Regions from separate parts of the Mus musculus genome. Here region 1 is linked to region 2. The links are chromatin loops, found by intact Hi-C in ENCODE. Cell type or tissue: left cerebral cortex. All regions are shown on one strand.

The links. Hi-C counts contacts between places; a loop is a spot of excess contacts. Peaks named below come from ENCODE experiments on the same cell type or tissue, not always from the same donor. Only the 100,000 strongest peaks of a DNase experiment are listed, where the experiment ranks them.
Region 1: a loop joins it to region 2, with 2.2 times the contacts of the local background. A loop is called at or near these places in 2 of 42 quality-filtered maps.

What each region holds. Positions count from the first base shown.
Region 1 is chr9:73,265,578-73,273,577 of GRCm38, reverse strand. Gm27211 (predicted gene 27211) reads right to left here. Exons shown (of 4, transcript NR_166650.1): 4 at 5,461-5,689. Among named protein-coding and RNA genes, the nearest start is that of Gm27211, 77 kb to the right of the region's middle. In left cerebral cortex, no CTCF peak of the experiment used is centred here; DNase peaks (open chromatin) are centred at 771 and 3,161; H3K27ac peaks cover 1,496 bases.
Region 2 is chr9:73,158,495-73,166,494 of GRCm38, reverse strand. No RefSeq gene overlaps it. Among named protein-coding and RNA genes, the nearest start is that of Gm27211, 30 kb to the left of the region's middle. In left cerebral cortex, CTCF peaks have their summits at 3,386 (motif pointing left) and 7,066 (motif pointing left); DNase peaks (open chromatin) are centred at 3,390 and 7,036; H3K4me3 peaks cover 292 bases.

The sequences.
Region 1 (8,000 bases), 110 kb before region 2:
AGGATGGACACCTGAGGAAGGGAGACTCAAAGCAAATACCACTTCCAAGTTTCCCATCCCTAGCCAGTCAGCTTTGCTGCAATAGTGTGCCTCAGTTCATTTATTCATAAAATTTGACGGATGTTTGACTTGACTGTCTGTATTCTGAATCTACAGTTGTGTGTGGGCCTGTGAACTTGTGTGTGTGCAGCCACACATACATACATGTGGCACAAGAGAATAGCCTTGGATGTCATTCCTCAAGTACCATCCAATGTTTTTCTTGACATGAGATACCTCACTAGGAACTGGGGCTTACCGACTCAGCCACTAGCCAATGAACCCCAAGAATCTGCCTGTCTCTCCCTCTCTAACATGGGATTACATGCATACACCATGCATACACCATGCATACACCATGCATACACCATGCATACACCATGCATACACCATGCATACACCATGCATACACTATGCATACACTATGCATACACCATGCATCTGGCTTTCACATGGGTTCTGGTGCTTAAACTTGGGCCCTAACATAATAAACAAAGGTAAACACTTTACTGACAGAGCCATCTCCCCAGAGGTGACTTCATACTTTTTATGGTACTGAACACTTTGTACCCCATGAAGAATTTTAATTTCCTTGCCTCCTAGTGACTCATAGCCTCCTTGTAACTAATTTGGAAAATGGAAGCAAAGAGAAATTTGTACTAGAAAGACAGATTAACATAAGTAGAAAGTCAGGGAGATAACATTATTCAGAGAGGCCCTGGAAAATTCCACAGCAGCCAAGAAGAAGATATCCTTGATTCAAAGCTTTTATTGTGTCTGTCGCCCCCACCTTTCTGGTAACCTCCCTACATGATTCCTGAGTGTATGCAGAAGCTGCTACAAAGGCTACTCACAGTATCTAGATGTCTAAAGAGATCAAGCAGTAAGGAACGGTGCATTGCTTTTATGACTCTTAAAAATGCTCTCCACAGGGCCAGAGAGACAGCCGTGCTGTTAAGGAACCTGGGTTCAATTCCCAGCATGCTCGTGGTGGCTCCCAACTGTCTGTAATTCCAGTCCCAGGAGATATGATGACCTATTGTGGCCTTGACATGCACTGCATTCACATGGTACACATCGACGCACACAGGCAAACCATCCAGAAACATAAAATAAAAACATTTAAATGTAAAGTGAGAGAGAGAGAGACAAAGAGAGAGAGAGAGATCTGTGAGGAATCTTCCAGAAAAGAAAAGGCGCTGTGATTTCACATACACAAAAGGAATTTAGCCTGGAGACCAGAGCAAAAGATTCCCCTTGGAAGTGGCTTGCAGGGACTGTGAAGGAGCGAGCAACCCGGTCCAAGCCAGCAAGTAGATACAGAAAAGCAGAAAGAGGCTCCACTCCCACACATTGGCAACCTTTCTAGTTTGTATATAGGTTAATACTTTTGTTTATCCCTTGCCTTTCTTTAAACAACAGCAACAACAACAACAACAAAATGATCTAAGGCCACTCATGGAAAGGGATTCGAGGGAGCAAACGGAAGGAAACTCTCAACAGGAAAAGCTGCAGGTTGTTGTTGTTGCTGTTGTTGTTGTTTTTTTGTTTTGTTTTTTTTTTGTTTGTTTGTTTTTGTCTGTTTTTAATATGGGTCATCCTCTATGAAACAGCCAATTGTTTACACAAGACACTTGACATCTGACTCCAGCACCAGTGAACCTGAAGCTGTCAGCTCTGGAGCTATAGACTTGACTCAGGAGAACTCTCTTCAGGCCACTGAGGCCTCTAGCTCAGGTCCCAGCATCCCAGCCTTTCCCTTCCCTGGCACATTCCAAAATCACAAGATCACAAACTAAGACTGACCCTCAGGCAATCATGAGACAGAACTTATAGTGATGGTGCACATGACTTCTGCAGTCGTGAAAAGCCTCCCAACCCCAAATCTAAGAACAAGAAGAATGTATGGCAGACCAGCACCCAATGGTTGGGCCTGGACTGCTGTGTGTACCCCATCAGAAAAGCTGCAGTTTTAAGAACAGTTATCCATCCTGTCTGTACATCCAGGAGGCCCTTCCATTTTTGGGTGTCCTCCTCAGTTTCCTTTATCAGGGTTTTGTAATTTTCAACTTCAGAGGTCATAAAGACTAGTGGAGGAAAAAAAAAAGAATCTCCAGAAATAACACTGTACATTACAGCCAACTCACTTCCAACCAACTTGCCAAAAACATATATTAAATAAAGGACAATCTCTTCAAAATTTACTGCCAGGAAAACTAAATATTCATATGACAAGAAAGAAATTTGACCCTATCTTCCACTCCATTAAAAAACAAACAAACAAACATTAACTCAAGGGGCTGGAGAGATGGCTAAGAAGTTAGGCACACTAGCCGCTCTTGAAGAGGAACCAGGCTGGGTTCCTAGCACCCATATGGTGGTGCACAACCTCCTGTAACTCCAGTTTCAGGAGATTTGATGCCCTCATTTAGCCTCTGTCAGCTATGCACTGCTCACACACACACACACACACACACCTCTCTCTCTCTCTCTCTCTCTCTCTCTCTCTCTCTCTCTCACACACCCACACACACACACACACACACACACACACACACCCCTGAATAAGTTTTTAAAGACTTAAAATGAGCCAGGTGTGGTGGCGCACGCCTTTAATCCCAGCACTCGGGAGGCAGAGGCAGGCAGATTTCTGAGTTCGAGGCCAGCCTGGTCTACAAAGTGAGTTCCAGAGAAACCCTGTCTCGAAAAAACACACACACAAAAGACTTAAAATGTATTATTACACATTCCAGATCTAAAATTATCAAACTAATAGAAGACACTTAATGATCCACTTCAAACTTTAGTGCAGGCAGTGGGCAGTGGATTTTTTACAAGAGTGCAAAAGGAACATAGTGCTGTGGGTCTACATACTAGGGGAGGAGCTCAAAGCTCTGGATATGCTTCTTAGAGGGAGGAGCACAATTGCCATAATTGAGCCATTGCTCCCCCGGGACATCTGAGGGAGGGGAGCTGTAACCCCAGCCTTCCCTGGAGCCGCTGTGTCTCCTGGGGAGACTGCCTACACTCATCTATTCTAGGCCTAACTCCCAAAGGCACCTTTGTTTCCAACCCTGTCATCTTGCCACCACTTCTTGGCAGCCGGAACCTTCCAGCTTAGGGTACACTGAGTGGTTTTATATTTAATTCCACTCTCAGCCGAGTGATGGATGACGACAGGTGCCTTGGCAAGTGGCTGTGTCAGGTGTGATCATAAACATCTTATCTTTATTCATCAGCCAAGAACCTCTTCCAGGGTTTCCTGACATGGTCAAGGTCAAGAAGTCTGTTCTTGGTGTGTTGGAGACATCTATTGTAGCTCTGAGCTGTGGCTCCACTCTAGTCTATAAGCCTCAGAAACATGTAGTTTCAAGTAAGGAGGAGACAGAAGAAGGGGGAAGTGGCAGGAGACTGAATGATGCTCTCGTATTTGAAAGCTTTTGGTGAAAGAGAAGCTGTCAAGATCCAGAAGTAGCTAGAAAGGTCAGCAGAATTCAAGAGAGAAGGCAAATCCACAAGGCAAGTATTTCAGTGAGGCATCAGAGTTTAGAAGCGCCAAGACATCTGTCTTAGTTTACATCCTGTTGCTGTGATAAACACCATGACCAAAACAACTTGGGGAGAAAAGGGTTTGTTTGGCTTGCATGTCTCATTGCAATCCATCATTGCAGGAAGCGAGGCAGAAACTCAACCAGGAACAGAGAAAGGAACCAATGAGGACACTGCTCACTGACTTGCTCAGCAGGCTTTCCTATACTCCCCAGGACCACCTGTCCAGATGACACCTACATCAGTCATAAATCAAGAATAAGCCTCGCTGACATGCCCACGGGGCAGTCTGATGGAGGCAGTTCCTCAGCTGAGGTTCCCTCTCCCAAGGTACGTCTAGGTCTGAGTCAGGTTAACAAAAATTGATCATCACCGCATCTAAGGTCAGAGGTGTTCTTAAGTGTATGTCATTTTTGCAGTTAGCAAGGGTAGTGAGGTAGTGCTGAGTGAATCCCAACAGGATGGGGAGTACTGGAAAACAAGAGTGTGAAAGCCACTTACAGCCCTTACAGCCACAAAGTCATGAAGCCGAGAGGTGCTGCTCAGCTTCAGGGAGTGATGTCACCTGAAGGAAGGCTTTGGCTTTTGTGCAACGTCTCCTGAGGAACAGAACAGAGCTCAAAAAAACTCTCCTACCTTAGCCACATTCTCTCTGGTTCTCTCACCTAGTCAGTTGCTAACTCTTTGTGCTCTTTGTGCTCCCACTCTTAGCCCTTCAACTCATCCCCCTTCCCCTTCCTCCTACCCACATAAGAAAGCTTTGTGTCTCTTGTTTAGATTTATTTTTAAATTTATGTGTTATATGCCTATGTGTACATGTGTGTATGTATGTGTCTGTAGGTGCATGTGTGTGTATGTATGCATGTATGTCCATGTCTGTATGTGCATGTGTGTGTGTGTGTGTGTATGTAAGTATGTGTGTATCTGTATATGCATGTGTGTGCGCGTGTGCGCATGTGTGGGTCTGGGTGGGTATGTGTGTGTGAGCATGTGTGTGCATGTGTGTGCATGAGCACATGTGTACGGGTGCTCACAGAGGCCAGAAAGGGTGTTGGACCCCTAGAACTGGAGCTGCCTGCAGTTGGGCATTGCCTGACATAGCTGGGAATCAAACACCTGACCAGTGGAAGAGCAGCAAGCTCTCTCAAATGACAACTTTCCAGCACCTTCACGTTTCCTTTTGTTACAGCATCTTCCCAGATCTGGATGAGTTAAACACCCAGGCCCCAGGCTTTGTGTGTAGTAGCTCTAGGTCCATATAACAAATGCATGAGGCTCTAAGCATTTTAACCTCACCCACAGCTATGCATTGTATTACCTCAAGAGCAAAACATTTCCATTAACCACATTTGCTAACACAAATCACTCTAGGACTATTATTCTCAACCTGTAGGCTGTGACCCCTTTGGAGTTCTAACAACCCTTTTAAAGGGTCACCTAAGACCATCTCAGAAAACAGAGATATTTACATTATGATGCTTAACTGTAGCAGAATTACAGTTATGAAGTAGCAATGAAAATATAAAAATAATTTTATGGCTGGAAGTCGTTGAGGAAGGTTGAGAATCACTGTTCTAGGGGCTTCCAGGAAATATAAAACCACTTTCCAAAGGACAGAAGAGAAGCCCTTTGGTGTAGCACAGGATGGACCTCTTGCTAGGGGACCCCTTGACCCTAGCAAGTAGCACAGTGTGGGACCGCTTACTAGGGAAGTCTTCTGCTGCAACACAGGACGGGACTTTGCTAGGGAAGCCCTTTGCTGTAACACCGGGTGAGACTCTTGCTTCATTTCTCCCAGAGTACTATTGACCTGGAAGGAGCTTCAACTGAGAGAACAAATTTGTTTTCCGTGTAAAATGACTCTCTAAGACGGTGGTTCTGAAAGTTTAATGGCCATGGCATTTACTTTTCCAGCATATTAAAAATGCATTTCTAAGTACCTAGCCCAAAAAACTGTGGTTCACTGGACTGAGTCCAGGAGCTGTGGTAAGCCTTTTTACTACTCCAACAAACTTGGCAGAGGTGAAGCAGACCACACCATGCAGATGCCACTCTATGGAAGGACCAGCTGAGCTCAGGGATGAGGAGAGACAAGAGTCACCTGAGTGAAATAAGAAAAAACATCCTTTAACTGAGGTAAAACATAGCTTCAAATGAGAATGAAACTGAAAATTATAAATTAAATCTGAAAGGTCTTATTTCTTTCGTGGTACTTACTGGAAATCAGTGAGGTGTTTCTGCTTGTTTTGGTTTGTTCCAGATTATGGATTTGTTTTTTATTTTGGTTTGGTTTTTTGGTTGGTTGGTTGGTTGGTTTGATTTGGTTTTGAGACACAGTTCCATGTAGCCTAGGCTGGTGTGGATCTTACTATATAGCCCAGGATGACCTTGAACTTCTGACCTTCCTGCCTCTATATCCCTGGTGCTGGGCTGCCAAGTGGTACATCACTACACCTGGGGATCAAACCCTGGGTGTCATTCACACTAAGCAAACGCTCTACCAACGAACTACCATTCCTTGCCTGACTTTTTCCGGTTTTAAATTAAAAGTTATAATGACTCCAATCCTGCGACAAAAGTAGACTACATATGTTCATTTGTTCCAATCACATTGCAGAAAGTAGGCATAGCCCCATCTTCCCTGCCCCAGATGTTCAAAGCCAAAAGGCGGGGCTGAGAGCCCAGCTCATTGGTGGATTCGCAGGACATCCTTAGGTTAATCTCCAACACTGTAAACAGACTTGGAAAAGGCTTGGTTTTGTTTTCATTTTAAGCCAAAGGGGAAGGAGCCATCTTTCCCCCTCCAAAATGAAGACAAATGACAGAAGCAGCCTTGGTCCCTGACAGCATCCTGGGTACATTCGAGTTCCGGCTTTCCTGTCAGTAGTGCCAAAAATAAGTCTATCAACCACAAACTTAAAGTCCAATTTCTATTGCCAATACACAAGGTTGTGATGTGGTATGATAACATATGATCATGCCTTTTATAATTCATTTTAGAAATTCATAATGATGAGAAGACCTTGCCTATAGGTTCTCAGAGAACAAAAACAGTTCTAATTGTTGGAAGAAAGAAGCGTCATCTGTTGTTTTCCGAGAGCTGAACACCAAGTGTGTTTATCGCTCTCACCCACGGAATTCTGAGACAGGCATGCAAAGAGTGAAATAGGAAACATGATAAAGCAGCAAGGATTCATTACAAACCAGGGTTGTCAGGTTAGTAGCTCTAATTAGTGGGTTTGTTACATTGATAGGTGTTGATTGCATTGAAGATATCATCCCTACATAACAAGGGAAGTGTGGCTTGGCAGTAAATATGACGAGGGAGGTTCCCAATTGAAGACCGATGCCCAAAGAGAGCTGATTAGCCTACAGCTGTTTAGGAGACTAACAGCATCAGTATTTTATTAGCATTCCAGAAAAAGAGATAAACTCAACTTGATAAGATATAGCAATCACTAATTTTCTGTATAAAACATTAAAACAGTCTCTCAAGAATTCCTAATTAAGAAAGAACTTCGGGGACAGGGGAAACCTTTAATCCCAGAACTCAGGAAGCAGGGGCAGGTAGATCTCTGTGAGTTCGAAGGCAGCCTGGTCTACAGAGCAAGTTCTAGGACAGCCAGGACTACATGAAGAAACCTTATCTTGAAACCAAAAAGAAAGAAAAGAAAGAGTGAGGGGGAGGGAGGGAGAGAGAGAGGAAGGAAGGAAGGAAGGAAGGAAGGAAGGAAGGAAGGAAGGAACTTTGCATTTATGACTAATAGAATAAAGCATCCATCCACACGTGTATTGCAAAGTGAGTCTCTTAGTTCCTTTAAGATTAAGCTGAAATGCCCAAGAAATCTAGCAGCATCCAGGCTGACGTCACAAAGGCTCTTATGGAGCTTGATGATGGATGCATTTAATAAAGATGTGATGCGCTCGCATCTTGAGCAGCTTGTGGCTCCTTCTGAGCTGAGTCTGTGCCTTTCATTTCTCCCATTCTCCCTAGAATATTGAAAGTTTATCCCTCATCCCATTTTATTCTTGCTGGGAAAGTGATACTGCAACCTAGCCTCATAGGACGAACTGGAGACAGAGACACTGGGGTTCCACCTCCAGGGTGTGAAAGGCTATAAGAGCCAGGGACCATTTGTGCCTCTTACGCACAATGAGAGAATGTATCTTCCCTGCTCTTAATAACCAAGGAGGAAGAAAGACTCTTAGAGCAGAAACAAGAGAAGGGCAGGTGGTGCCAGCTCTGAGCGACAGTCTCCCTGACTGCTCATTGCCTGTGGGAGTCAGATCTTTTTTCTATTCTTCCCACCCTCGGCTCCCTTGTCAATCTGCCTTTCCGATCCTATCCATCAGTAGGACACCCTGATAGAGACTATGCTGGTTGGCTTTTGTCAACTTGACATAAACCTAGA
Region 2 (8,000 bases):
CCCCGCCCAGTATAAGTGATGCCATCAGTCCCTGGGCAAGATGTCCCAAGTTGTCTAAGAAAGCAGCTAAGCAAGCCAGGGGGACCAAGCCAGTAGGTAGTGTTCCTCCATGGTCTCTGCTTCAGTTCCTTCCTCAAGGCTCCTGCCCTGACTTCCCTCAATCATGGACTGTGGCATGTATACGTAAGCCAAATAAACGCTTCCTTCTCCAAGTTGCTTTTGGTTGTGGTGTTTATCACAGCAATGGAAAGCAAACTAAAACAATGATCACTTTCGTTGTCAGCCTGGGGTGAAAGAAAAGCATCAGCACCAATGAGTGTGCCTGGGGTGTTTCTGGGAAAACTAGTGTGAGAGCCACAAACGCAATAGGGAGGGTCTGCCCAGACCCTCTCTGGTTGGTCTGGGGGTGAGATGAAATGGGAAGGTAGGAAAGGAAGTTGACTGTCCCCCACGTGACACCTCTAGAGAGAGCTCACTCTCCTCCTGCATCCCCTGGGCCCCTGACATTAGACTCTGGATGATTGTTCTTTGATTGTAGATCCGTACGGTTGGTTCTCCAGGGCCTGGAAGGACTTTGACCTTGGCCTTGGGCAGCATCTCTGTCCTTGCCCTTGTTCTGAGGTTTCTGGCTTCCTGGACTGAGCAGCTGCTGGCTTCCCTGGACTCCAGCCTGCACAGTCATTGTGAGGTGATTCAGAGCCAATCTGAGCACCATCTCAGGATCCCAGACATTCTGATGACTACACTCTCTAGAGAGCCCTGGCTAGCGCAAGTATTCGACCACCCTAGAGTGGTAAGACAACCCCATAGGCTCCTTTTACCCTTGGCAGAACTCTCAGATCTACTGTCTTTTGGCTTAGTTTCAAAGTGTCTCTTCAGGCTTAAGGAAGGAGCTAAAGAATGAGGTCTTTGATGTTAGTGTCTTGTCTTTCCTTTCCCAGTCCAGTACAAGAGAAACACCATTAAACACCCACCTTTCCCCAGGGCTAAGACTCCTTAACAGGAGGATGATGGTCAACTCCACCTAGGCTCAAAGTCCATCTCTGAAACCCAATGCCCATCATTACTCTTGAGTCTTTTACACGTCCAGCTGGAAAGAAACCCTTTCTCTGTGTTCTCTGATTGGTTACTTTTCCTCTTCCTTTTAAGTTGCAACCATTTCTCTTGGTGTGGCAGCCTTCCAAAGAAAACCCTCCTATGGCTTCTAACATCACCCAACACTGGGTTCCCTGCCTGTTCACTAACCACATATGTCCTCAGACATTGCTCTTGTTGTGGACCTACTATGAGAGACAAGACTCCCCCCAAGCCATCTGCAATATGCTAACATCTGCAATGGCCACACCTAGACTTAGGCTTTGGGTCTGAGAAAACGTTAACAGGGGACTCCTAAGGATACCAGGCTTTATAGCCAAAAACTCTAGTTAAAGCATGGCTTTCATGGCTGTTGAAATGTGCTATAGACTATATGGCACACCAAACTGAGACAAGCAATGTTCTATAAGTAACGGTGAAATGCAAAACTCGACATCCATGAACCAAACTGGAATTCTAGGGAAAGAGAGAGTTCATGTCTTAATGACTCAGACACTTACTATAGAGAGCTGAAGATTGGAACTCAGATCCCCAGAACCCACATAAAAGCAGCTGGGTACTGCAGCTGCTTGTAATCCTAGCATCTGGGAGGCAGATATGGGAAATCCCTGGAACAAACCGACCAGCCAGACTACCCAAAATGCCAAGCAATAAAGCCTGCCTTCAATATACAAAGCAGAAGTAATTGAGGAAGGTAACCACGCCCACACACACAAAAGTGTGCCGTACATATGCAAGCAAAATGCATGCACATCACACACATAATAGATATATAAATACATATGTATTTATATATTTTTATATTTTATATATAATAAGTCATATATATAATTTGCATGGCCCCCAGTCACATGTCATCCAGAGAGAAACCTCTGTCATCTACTTTAACCAATATCTGACTTCTATAGATGCATAGTAAGGGATGTCTCTGGAAGATCCCTCAGTGTAAGACCGTCCTTATGAAAGCACTTGTGCTGGGGAAGTGACACACACTAAGTGTCCAGAGTGACTGTAGGGTAAGCCTTAAGGGGGAGGAAATTTCCTAAGAGCCCTGAGTTGAAAGCCGCCCTATTCCCTTTTATCCATGCCTGGCTGCTGTGAAGAGCTACTAACTTGCTACCGTCTCTAGTATTTATTCACATCACATAAATCACCTTTCACACCTGCCTTACTCTCCATCTTTCCCTGCTTCCCCCTTCTCGTTCCTTGCTCCTTCTGGTCCCTTTGGGCTTCGCTTAGGTTCTCTCCCCAGTGTCCTGGAAGGAAGTCCTTTGCCCAGTGGAGGCTTTCCCCCAGCCCCCACTGCTGCACCTCATTTCATACAGATAGATTATCCCACAGCCTTGCTGTAGCAAGTCATTGTGAGCCTTTCAGAAGTGTGTGTGAAATCCCACCCCAGAGGAATTCGGGTCCAAAAATCCCCTGGAATAAAAACAATTTGAGTAAGCATTGAGAAGTTTCAAGACAGATGAGTCTGGGTTTGTCTGGTTTTGATATGCAGAATGTGAGTTTGACCATATCCTAACACTATTTTCATTTCACTATATAAACTTGAAAGCCCAGAGATTATTGTCAATTCTTGCTTTTCTTAAATAATATATCTGTAAATTGTTTTATGAGATAATTAGTATCTGTGGCAATAAGCACCCCCCATTGCCAGGCAGATGTAACCACCAAGTGCTACCTGCAGACATAAATCTAAAACAGCTTCAGGAGAGAAATACCAAAGCCTGAAAGCCGGTTAGGGAGAGGTATCCAGAATAAAGAAAATGCAGGAAGATGAGGAGGGAGGAAAGGAGGAAGAGAGGAAGGGAGAAAGGGAAGAAATGAGAAATCCAAGGAAGGAAACAAAATATTCACTGGAAACTAGACTTGATACAATCAGCAACTTTTTATTTTGAAATCTACAAAGTTAAAAGAGTCACACCACTTTCAGAACACCGTCTTGGGGTCATTTAAGAACATTTCCATCACCCCCGAGGCACCTGAAATACATCAAGAAAACAGTGCGCTGTGCGTGGGTTCTGCCGATTCGTTGTGTAAGCCCTTTTGTAGCTGATAAACACACGGAAAGTTTTCTTTACACCGAACTCAAACCTAAAGGGAAAGGCGACGAATCTCCCCCCCTCCCCCGCCCCATTTTTGTTCTTTAAACTTGCATCGTGCTGCTAAAAGAATTAGTGAGGTTAAATCGCTGTGCTTTCACACTTTCTCTGGGCTTGCTCTGAAGGCATTAACCAAACTTCTCGGACCTTTCCGAAGTTATCCGAAATAACACAGCGCCCTCTGTCGGTCTTACCACCACACTGACTTTCGCGGTACAACCTCTGCAAAATGATGACTTCATGGCTTAAGAAAGATGCCTTAGCAAGTGAATGCAGATCCTCTGCTAAACGGAGAAAACAAGCAGCTGAGACAAGGGACTCTAAAATCACGTGCTGACGTTACTAAAAGTCGAGTCAATTATCAGCTTCTTTTCCTCCTTTAAACAGATTCGATTTTCTTAAAAACTGCTTTTTGTCACACTGCCGAGGCCCCAGTAATTGCAGCTGTCGTGAAGTCCATCAGAATCAGCTGCGAAACTGACAACTCCAACTCAAGTACCCGAGCCCAAAAGTGGGAGGTGGCCCTGTTTGCCCAAGCAGAGAAGCCCCAGCCTTGGCTTTCTCCAGGCTCGTGTGACCTTCAGGTCTGGGAAAGAGCTCAGAGGTTCCCGACAGGAAGGAGGGCAAGAAGGCGTTGCAGAGCTCAGCCACCTCAGATGCCCAGGAAAACATTTATCAGCAAGAAAAAGGTTAGCCTTCAGTCACTGATCCTGTGTTGCTTTTTAAATTTTTTAGATTACATTTATTTATTTTTGAGGACCGGGTTGTGACCACAGCTCACACACGTATGGAGATCGGAAGGCAGCTTGTGGTTTTCTTCCTCAGTATGAGCCTCGGGGATTGAACTAGCCCTGTCAGGTTTGTTGGCAGGTGCCTTTGCCTGCTGAGCCATCTCAAAGGCCCTGGTTTACACTTAATATGACAACATGAGGTGGTCCTCGCTGGTGTTTCAACCTTGACCTCCATATAAAGTTAGGTTGCACTCCAAGTGCTCTTGTGGTTTCGATCTACTCTACCTCTAAATAGGCCATGTGTGGAGCTGGGGAAAAGGCTCCATTGGTAAAGTGTTTGCTGTGTTAAATCCACAAACCTGAGTCCGTGTGCCCTCCACTCGTGGGGGTAGGGGAGGGGGAATTAGACCTAGTGGCACTGGGGAGTCTCTCCCAGCTTAATTAATGTACTCCAAGCAGTGAGACCCTGTCTCGAACAAACAAGGTGAACTGGTCCTGAGAAGGGATACTGGTTGGCCTCTGGCCTCCGCAAATGTGTATACACACACTGGCACACATGCGCGTGCCGGTGGGGTCAGGCTCATCAGGGGCGTGGACCGACTGGCTGGTAGAAGGCCTTTAAGAAATGGAGCCTAGGGCTGGTGAGATGGCTCAGTGGCTAAGAGCACCCGACTGCTCTTCCGAAGTTCAAATCCCAGCAACCACATGGTGGCTCACAACCATCCGTAATGAGATCTGACTCTCCCTTCTGGAGTGTTTGAGGACAGCTACAGTGTACTTACATATAATAAATAAATAAATAAATAAATAAATAAATCTTAAAAAAAAAAAGGAAGAAATGGAGCCTAGAGGAAAGAAATTAACCACTTTAGCGAGTTCCCGGAAGGGGATATTGGGACCCTGACCCCCACAGCCTTACTCTGATTGCTTCCCAGCAATGTGTGTGATAGCAACCGCCTCAGCAACACGACGCAAGGCCACCGCCCAGTGCAATGGCGGTGCTAAGCAATCAAGCACTAAAACTTCCAAAATCAGAAGGCAAAAGAAAAAAAGCTTCTCTTCTTGTAGGTTGCATACTTACTAAGTTTAGTCGGTCAGAAAGCTATCCTGTGAGATTGTCCCCTCCCCCCCCCAAAAAAAAAAAAACATAGAGAAAGAGATTGAAACGCTAGCTCAGGCTCCATACAAAACAGAGTCCATCACTGGTCTCCCCAACCCACCCCATTCCTGATCTATCCACTCCTGAAACAAGAGCCTTCCTAAGTGGATCTCTCTTACAACGCAGGACACAGACCAGGAAATTTGGTTTCTGTAGATGCTAAATTAGTGAATTAGGGCCACGTCTCTCAACTCCACTGAATCATTTATGTACCAGGTACTGGACAAGAGTAAACAAAAAAAAAAAAAAAAAACCCAGTCCCTCCCCACAAGTAGCATAAAGACAAGTATGTATAATTAGAATATAATACTGTAAAGCCAACGACAAAAATATCACAGAGTAAGGGCAAAGAAGATTGCAGAAAGACCTGTGACTTCAAAGCAGTAATTAGTAACACATTCCCAGATCCCTGCCATCTAGTCAAGAAGAACTTGGATTGTCTGAAGACACTTTCAGTAGATGGTTGACAAGGGCAGAGCTGGGCATTCACACATGAGGTCTGATCCACCCAATATCAAAGCATCAGCAATAGAAACACAGAAGGAGCCTGAAGCAGAGGCTGCAGGCAGGTCAGGCAGACAGCAGGTCAAGCGAAGATTCCCCCGGCAGGGGTGGCAGAAGAAAGACCATGTGGAGTTCAAACCAGTCATTTCAGTGGAGGGATGCATACAAAGGGCTGGGCTCCAAGAGGATGCATATGGAAAGGAAATAAGATGTATTAGGCAGGCACCACTGTCCCCCATATTTTCGGGAGTATTTGGCTTAAGGGAGACAGCCCAGAGCACACTCCTCTGAGGCAGTGGTCCTTCCAGCCTGAGAGTGTAGGCCTGGTCATAGAGACCCAGATTAGAGGTCCAGACGTGCCTCTCAGAGAAACTTAGCCACTCCAAGTCTAAAGTAGGATGATGCCCTGGGGATATGGCCCAGCTGGTGGCATGCTGGCCTAGGATACAAGACCCCCAGCACTGTATAAACCAGGTACATGCCTATAATTCTCTCCACTTGAGGAATGAAGGCATGAGGATCAGAAGTTCAAGGTCTGCCTGCTGAGAGGGCTCCAGCAGATGGAAGCACTTGCCAAGCAACCCTGTCAACCTGAGTTTGAGCCTCAGAGCCACTGGTAAAAGGAGAAAACCAACTCCTAAAAGATGTCCTCTGACCTCCACGTGGGCACTGTGGCACATGCATGCCCACACACACATACACACACACACACACACACACACACACACACACACACGCGCGCACACACACACACACCATACATACATACATACATACATAGACGTACATACATTAACAATAAATAATTTTTATATGGCATACCTTTAATCCCAGCACTGGAGAGGCAGAGGCAGGTGGATCTTTGTGAGTTCAGGGCCAGCCTGGTCTATACAACAAGAGTTCAGGCCAGGCCAGCCAGGACTACACAATGAGAACCTGTCTCAAAAAAAAAAAAAAAAAAAAAAACAAGAAGAAGAAATTCAAAGTCAACCCTGGCTATATAATGAGTTTGAGGCCAGCCAGGGCTATGAGAGACTGTCTAGATAGATAGATGAATAGATAGATAGATAGATAGATAGATAGATAGATAGATAGATAGATAGGCTGAGAAACCTGATAGGAAAAAAACCCAGCATGGAAAGTGAACAGAAGCCAGAGAAACCAACATACTCAACTCTAAAATTTCTGTTTTATCATTGCTAAAACCAGGTTGTGTTGTAGTTCAATGGTCAACATTTTCTCCTCTTAGCTATACTAGAACAATGAGGGTCAGTACCTAACCCTGAGCAAGTACCAGGCCTGGCTTTATGCAAATTGTCATGGGAAGATATGTTAAAGTGAATGTTTTGCTGAAAAGCATCTGGGTTGAAATTGGTGTGTGTGTGTGTGTGTGTGTGTGTGTGTGTGTATACAAGTCACAAGCTAGCTCTCTCCTGCCACCTTGTGGTATTCAGGTACACAAGCATCCCTACTTGCTGAGCCTTTATCAGGGCTTTTTTAAAAACTATCTTCTGAGTTCTTATTACTATGACAGCATGGCCCACAAACCTGAAGCAACAGCAGCTTGCTGGCAGTTGTTCAGAATCTCAGACCCCACCCCAAACCTATAAATTACAGTCTTCGTTGTAATAAGGTCCATGTGGCAATCCTTATGCATGTTCAAGGTTAGAAACAATTCTATTATGCATGCATAGCATTAATGTATAGCTATTTAAGTCCCTTCTCCTCTGTTCTCATAAACATGCTATCCTCTCATGAAAGCTCAGTGGATCCCTGCTCCTCAGCTATGGGGGCCTGAGCACACCTGCTCCCATATCTCACCATCATAGGGCCTGGCCTCAGGTCTGGCCTCTGAAACTTCCAACGTCAGACCCCCACTATTCAAAACCTGATGCTTCACGCTATTCAGCAAGTACCTTCTTCTACCAGGTCTCCATAGCTGATTTGGCTGAGTGTCGTGAATGAAAGAGACTGAGTAAGACATAAACTTACATCTGTGAAAGGAAATAAAAACGTATCCACCTGCCTTAAACCAGAAGAAGAGCTGTTTAAGATTTTATTTCTTTATATGTATGTTTGTGTATGTCTCGCTGTGTGTGTGTGTGTGTGTGTGTGTGTGTGTGTGTGTGTGTGTGTGTGTGTGACTGCAGTGACTGCAGTGTCTGCAGAGGCCAGAAGAGAGCATTAGATCCCCTGGAGCTGGAGTTACGGACATTTGTAGGCCAGCAGATGTGGGCTCTGGGAACCAAACTCAGGTTCTGTGTGAGCACAGAAAGGACTCTGTGCGCCTCTCCAGCCCTTGGGCAGGCTTTGCCCCTTGCCTTACACCTGTATAGCCCTTTTGGGGGGGGGGTAGCCTGTTTGTTTGTTTGTTTGTTTGTTTGTTTTCAAGACAGGGTTTCTCTG